Regions from separate parts of the Homo sapiens genome. Here region 2 is linked to region 1. Evidence: chromatin loops called from intact Hi-C (ENCODE). Cell type or tissue: HCT116. All regions are shown on one strand. Region 1 overlaps TACC3 (transforming acidic coiled-coil containing protein 3). Region 2 overlaps FAM53A (family with sequence similarity 53 member A).

The links. A loop is a pair of places that touch in the nucleus more often than their neighbours do. Peaks named below come from ENCODE experiments on the same cell type or tissue, not always from the same donor. Only the 100,000 strongest peaks of a DNase experiment are listed, where the experiment ranks them.
Region 2: it touches region 1 in a loop (15-fold over the local background); 2 of 110 quality-filtered maps call a loop at or near these places.

The regions. Positions count from the first base shown.
Region 1 is chr4:1,728,700-1,731,199 of GRCh38, reverse strand. TACC3 (transforming acidic coiled-coil containing protein 3) reads right to left here. Exons shown (of 16, transcript NM_006342.3): 4 at 2,413-2,500; 5 at 238-313; 6 at 1-28. Among named protein-coding and RNA genes, the nearest start is that of TACC3, 8.4 kb to the right of the region's middle. RefSeq lists an enhancer at 1-447. In HCT116, a CTCF peak has its summit at 1,258 (motif pointing right); no DNase peak of the experiment used is centred here; H3K27ac peaks cover 914 bases.
Region 2 is chr4:1,660,914-1,663,413 of GRCh38, reverse strand. The region is part of intron 2 of FAM53A (family with sequence similarity 53 member A); the gene reads left to right. Among named protein-coding and RNA genes, the nearest start is that of FAM53A, 22 kb to the left of the region's middle. In HCT116, a CTCF peak has its summit at 1,547; a DNase peak (open chromatin) is centred at 1,503.

The DNA of each region.
Region 1 (2,500 bases):
AGGTGCTGGCAGAGTTCAAGGCTCTCTCCTGGAGGAAAGGGCAGAGTCACCCTGTGCAGTGCAGTCAAGGTACTTGGGGTGTGGCTTTGCCTCCCCACAACCTTGTTGAAGTAGACTTGGGGGAGAGGGAGCGGGACATCCCACCCCGTCACCCAAGGCTGCTGGGGGCTTCCACTGCCTGCTACTCTTCTACACGACCAGGCCAGGAGCACAGGTACCCACACAAGCACCCCTTACCTTGCTCTCTGCTGTTGGGGTCTCGGCTGCCAACTGCACCACAGGCGTGTCCTCCGCTGAGGCTGAATGCAGCTGCCTGGGGAGACAGAGTCAGCAGAGGCCCATGCCCCCCACCCCATAACCCCGGCGTCCCCTGCTCCAGCACTGAGCTGCCATCGCCTTTCCCTGCACTGCTGTGCCGGCCACGTGAACATTCAGCTAGAGCGTGCCAGGCATGGGGCTGTCCCAAGCGACCTGGCCACAAAACTGCCTCACCAACCTCACCCAGCAGGAAAACACGCGCCTTGCCTGCCAGCTCTGGGAGAAGCAGGCTGGGAGCTCTAAAGTCAGCACGATGCAGCCAAAGGGAATCACAAGGATGAGTACATCCCTTTTACTGTGAAACTGACAAAAGGCTTCAAATGTGGAGGCTGGGGCAGGTGTGGGCAGCAAGCCACCCAGGGGCCAAGGCAAGACACCAAGGGCACAAGCTGTTCCAGTATCATAAATATACAGAATAAGAATAGTTATACTAGAAATAGATTATAGATATGATTATATATGAATATCGTTAATCATTAGTTTGTAGCTTTACTCTTTATTCTAATATTATAATAATCTTTGTTCTACAATAATAACCTAGGAAACGCCGGGTGCGGTGGCTCACGCATGTAATCCCAGCACTTTGGGAGGCCGAGGCGGTCGGATCACGAGGTCATATCTAGACCATCCTGGCTAACACGGTGAAACCCCGTCTCTACTAAAAAATACAAAAAAATTAGCCGGGCATGGTGGCGGGTGCCTGCAGTCCCAGCTACTCGGGAGGCTGAGGCAGGAGAATGGTGTGAACCCGGGAGGCAGAACTCGCAGTGAGGCGAGATCACGCCACTGCGCTCCAGCCTGGGTGACAGAGCGAGACTCTGTCTCAAAAAACAAACAAACAAACAAATAACCCTAGGAAAAACCAGGCCATATAGAGATAGGAGGTGAAGGCACACGGTGAGAAAGTGACCGGAAGAGGTGTGTGAGCCCTCTGTCACGCCCGGACAGGGCCACTGGAGGGCTCCCTGGTCTAGCGGTAACACCAGCACTTGGGAAGGCACCCGTTACCTAGCTTGGTCTAGCGGTAGCACCAGTGCCTGGGAAGGCACCCGTTAATTAGACTGGGAAAGGGAGTCTCCCTTTCCCTGGGGGAGTTAGAGAAGACTCTGCTCCACCATCTCTTGTGGAATCAGTCAGGCCCGCCCGCAGCCATCCAGAGGCCTGTGTCCCTGTGATGCTGTGCTTCAGCAGTCACGCTCCTGGTCCACTTTCATGATCCGCTCTGTACACCTGGCTCTGTCTTCTAGATAGCAGTAGCAGAATTAGTCAAAGTGCTAAAGTCTTTGAAATACATAGAAAAAATAATGGCGTCAGCTGTCCTCTCTCTCCGCCTTGGCTGCCAAACAGGGAAGGGCCCAGTGGACACGTGACTTGCGTGACCTGACCTATCATTGGAGATGGCTCACACTCCTTAACCTGTCCCCTTGCCTTGTATCCAATAAGTAACAGCGCAGCCAGACATTCGGGGCCATTACCGATCTCCGTGCCTTGGTGGTAGTGGTCCCCCGGGCCCAGCTGTCTTTTCTTCTGTCTTTTTCTTGTGTCTTTATTTGTACAATCTCTTGTCTATGCACACGAGGAGAAAAAACCCACAGACCCAGTAGGGCTGGACCCTACAGGCAGGACAATCTCCCACTGAGCAACTCTAGGAGATGTAGCCTAAGACCATTCAGCCAGGAGGCAGCAGACCCACGGCCAAGACCCCAGCAAGCAGCGGACGCCACCCAGGCAGTAACAGGCTTTGCCTGGCTTTTGGAGTTACACACCCAAGTCAAGTTCACCTGAGGAGGAACATGACTGGGGGACAGGGTCCTGCCCAGGGTTGGTTGCATTTGGCTTCTGGCCTGAGCCCGCCCTTATTGGATCCCTCCTTAGGCCAGGAGCACTAAAGAGATGCATGGCAGCCAAGGCAAGGCCAAGCACCCTCAGCTGGGAGCCACCTGAGCCCTGTTTTTATCCAGAGGCCCCTCCTCAGGCAGAACCTACCCGGCCTCAAAGGAGTATCTGATGACACTTCTGGCCTCGGGTCCTGGACCACATACACTGCAGGGCAGCTGCCCCACGCCACGCTCCCCATCCCATCCTCACACTTACTGGCTCAGACAGGGACCTGGCTCCTCCGTGGCAGGCCCAGCATGCAACTGTTCAGCCGCTGGCTGGCCCAGCCTGGTCTCAGGGCTTT
Region 2 (2,500 bases), 68 kb after region 1:
CATGTGTGAGTTTCTGTGTGGAAGTTTCATGTATGAGTTTCTGTGTGGAAGTAGGTCTTCATTTCTTTTGGGTGCAAACCTAGTCGTGGGATTGCCAGGTCATATGGTGATTCTATGTTTAACATTTTGAGGAACTGCCAAACTGTTTTCCACAGTGTCTGTACCATGTTCCGTTCTGCAGCAATGTATGAGAGTTCTAATTTCTCCAACTCTTTTTTTCTTGAGGCAGAGTCTGGCTCTTTCGCCCAGGCTGGAGTGCAGTGGCGCGATCTCGGCTCACTCTGCCTCCCAGGTTCACGCCATTCTCACGCCTCAGCCTCCCAAGTAGCTGGGACTACAGGCGCATGCCACCACTCCCAGCTAATTTTTTGTATTTTTTTTTTAGTAGAGCCGGGGTTTCACCGTGTTGGCAAGGATGGTCTCAATCTCCTGACCTCGTGATCCGCCTGCCTCGGCCCCCCAGAGTGGTGGGATTACAGGCATGAGCCACTGTGCCTGGCCCTAATTTCTCCAACTCTCATCAACGCGTGTTATTGTCCATTTTTTTGATAAAAGCCACCTGCATGGGTGTGGAGTGGTATCTCATTGTGGTTCTGATTTTCATTTCCCTATGGTTAGCTATGTTGAGCATATTTTCATGTGCTCATTGGCCATTTGTATCTCTTCTTTTGAGAAATATCTAATGAAATCCCATTTTTACTTTAAAATTGGGTTATTTCTCTTTTTATTTTTGAGTTGTAAGAACCCTTTTTTTTTTTTTTTTTGAGACAGGGCCTTGCTTTGTTGCCCAGGCTGGAGTGCAGGGTCTCAATCACTGCTCACTGCAGCCTCGACCTCCTGGGCTCAAGTGATCCTCCTCCCTCAGCCTTCTGAGTAGCTAGGACTACAGACATGTGTGACCACACCCAGCTTTTTTTTTTTTTTTTTTTTTTTTGTGATGGAATCTTGCCCTTGTTGCTAAGGCTGGAGTGCAGTGGTGCGATCTTGGCTCACTGCAACCTCCACCTCCTGGGTTCGAGAGAGTCTTCTGCCTCAGCCTCCTGAGTAGCTGGGATTACAGGCATCCACCATCACGCCCGGCTAATTTTTATATTTTTAGTAGAGATGGAATTTCACCATGTTGGCCAGGCTGGTCTTGAACTCCTGACTTTGTGATCCGCCTGCCTTGGCCTCCCAAAATGCTGGGATTACAGGTTACAGCCACCACGCCCACCCCACACCCAGCTATTTTTTAAAAATTTATATCTTTTAGAAAGGGGGTCTCACTGTGTTTCCCAGGCTGGTTTCCACCTCTTGTGCTCAATGGGTCCTCCCGCCTCAGCCTCCCAAAATGCAGGGATTACAGGTGTGAGCCATGACACCTGGCCAGTAAGAGTTCTTTATGGTTTCTTCCCCCGTTCTGTCATTCTGTCATCTCGAGAGTGGTGTGTAAATGGAGTGACACAGTGCACAAGCATTTGGGTTCTGCCTTTCCATCAGCATGCTTCCCTGGAGATCCGTCCGGCGGTTCCTCTGCGCCACCAAGAGGTGCTCCGTGGCATGGAGGTGCACTCTGTGTAACCATGTGGAGGAATGCTGCGTCCTAATGCAAATCATGACGTGATTTTTAGGGTTGTGTCCTCATGGGGGACCTACACAGACGACCAGTAACCACAGGCATGAGGCGGTGGGAGGGGAGTGGGCACGGGTGCCTCGCTGAGCTGCCGGAGCAGCAAAGAGGGTTGGAGGTGTAATGGTGGCTGAGTGCTGGAAGATGGGCGGGGTCTTAATGTTGGGGTGGGCAAAGGCCATTGGGGCCACAGGGAGGGGGACGTGGATGGGTGGGTGGGGCCAGCATCTCACTGTGCTCTGGCTGGGGCTTCCCCAGAGAGCCCGGGACAGCAGCCAGGAGGCGGTAGGGCCTGAAGGTCACGTGTGAAGGTCATTCAGCGCGTTGGGGCGTCTGTGCTGCACTGGCTGTGCTGGGTTAGCAATATGGTGCTCACTTCCTGCAGGGAGGCGGGTGGGAAGCAGGTGACTGAGGAGTCGCGATAGTGCATCAGGAAAAAAGTAGAGCCCAAGGGGTGCTGGGAGTTTACATAGGGCGCCGGGCTGTGACCTCCGGGTGGAGCTGGAAGGTGGGTGATGAGCCATATGGACATCTGGGGAGTCAGCCAGGTGGAGGTTCCCATGGCCGTGGGAGCCTGTGAGGGTGGGAGCCTGGGGGCACAGGCATCTGGGATCTGACTCTCAGGAGTCCAGAGGGCAGAGTAGAGGGCCGCGGCAGCCAGGACCAGAGCAGCAGTTCCCGGGCTGAGGGGCGGAGAGCAGGGAGAGCTGAGAATGTCAGGGTAGGGGAGAGAGGAGGCGGTGTGATGGGGCTGTGCTGGGGGCTGTAGGCGCAGGGAAGCTCACTGTGCCGCTGGCCTGGCGGGCACGGTATGGGTGGGTGGCGGGCTGTGGTGTCCTCCAGCCCTGTGCAGCTGTGCAGATACAGGCTGGGATTGATTGGTAGAGAGCT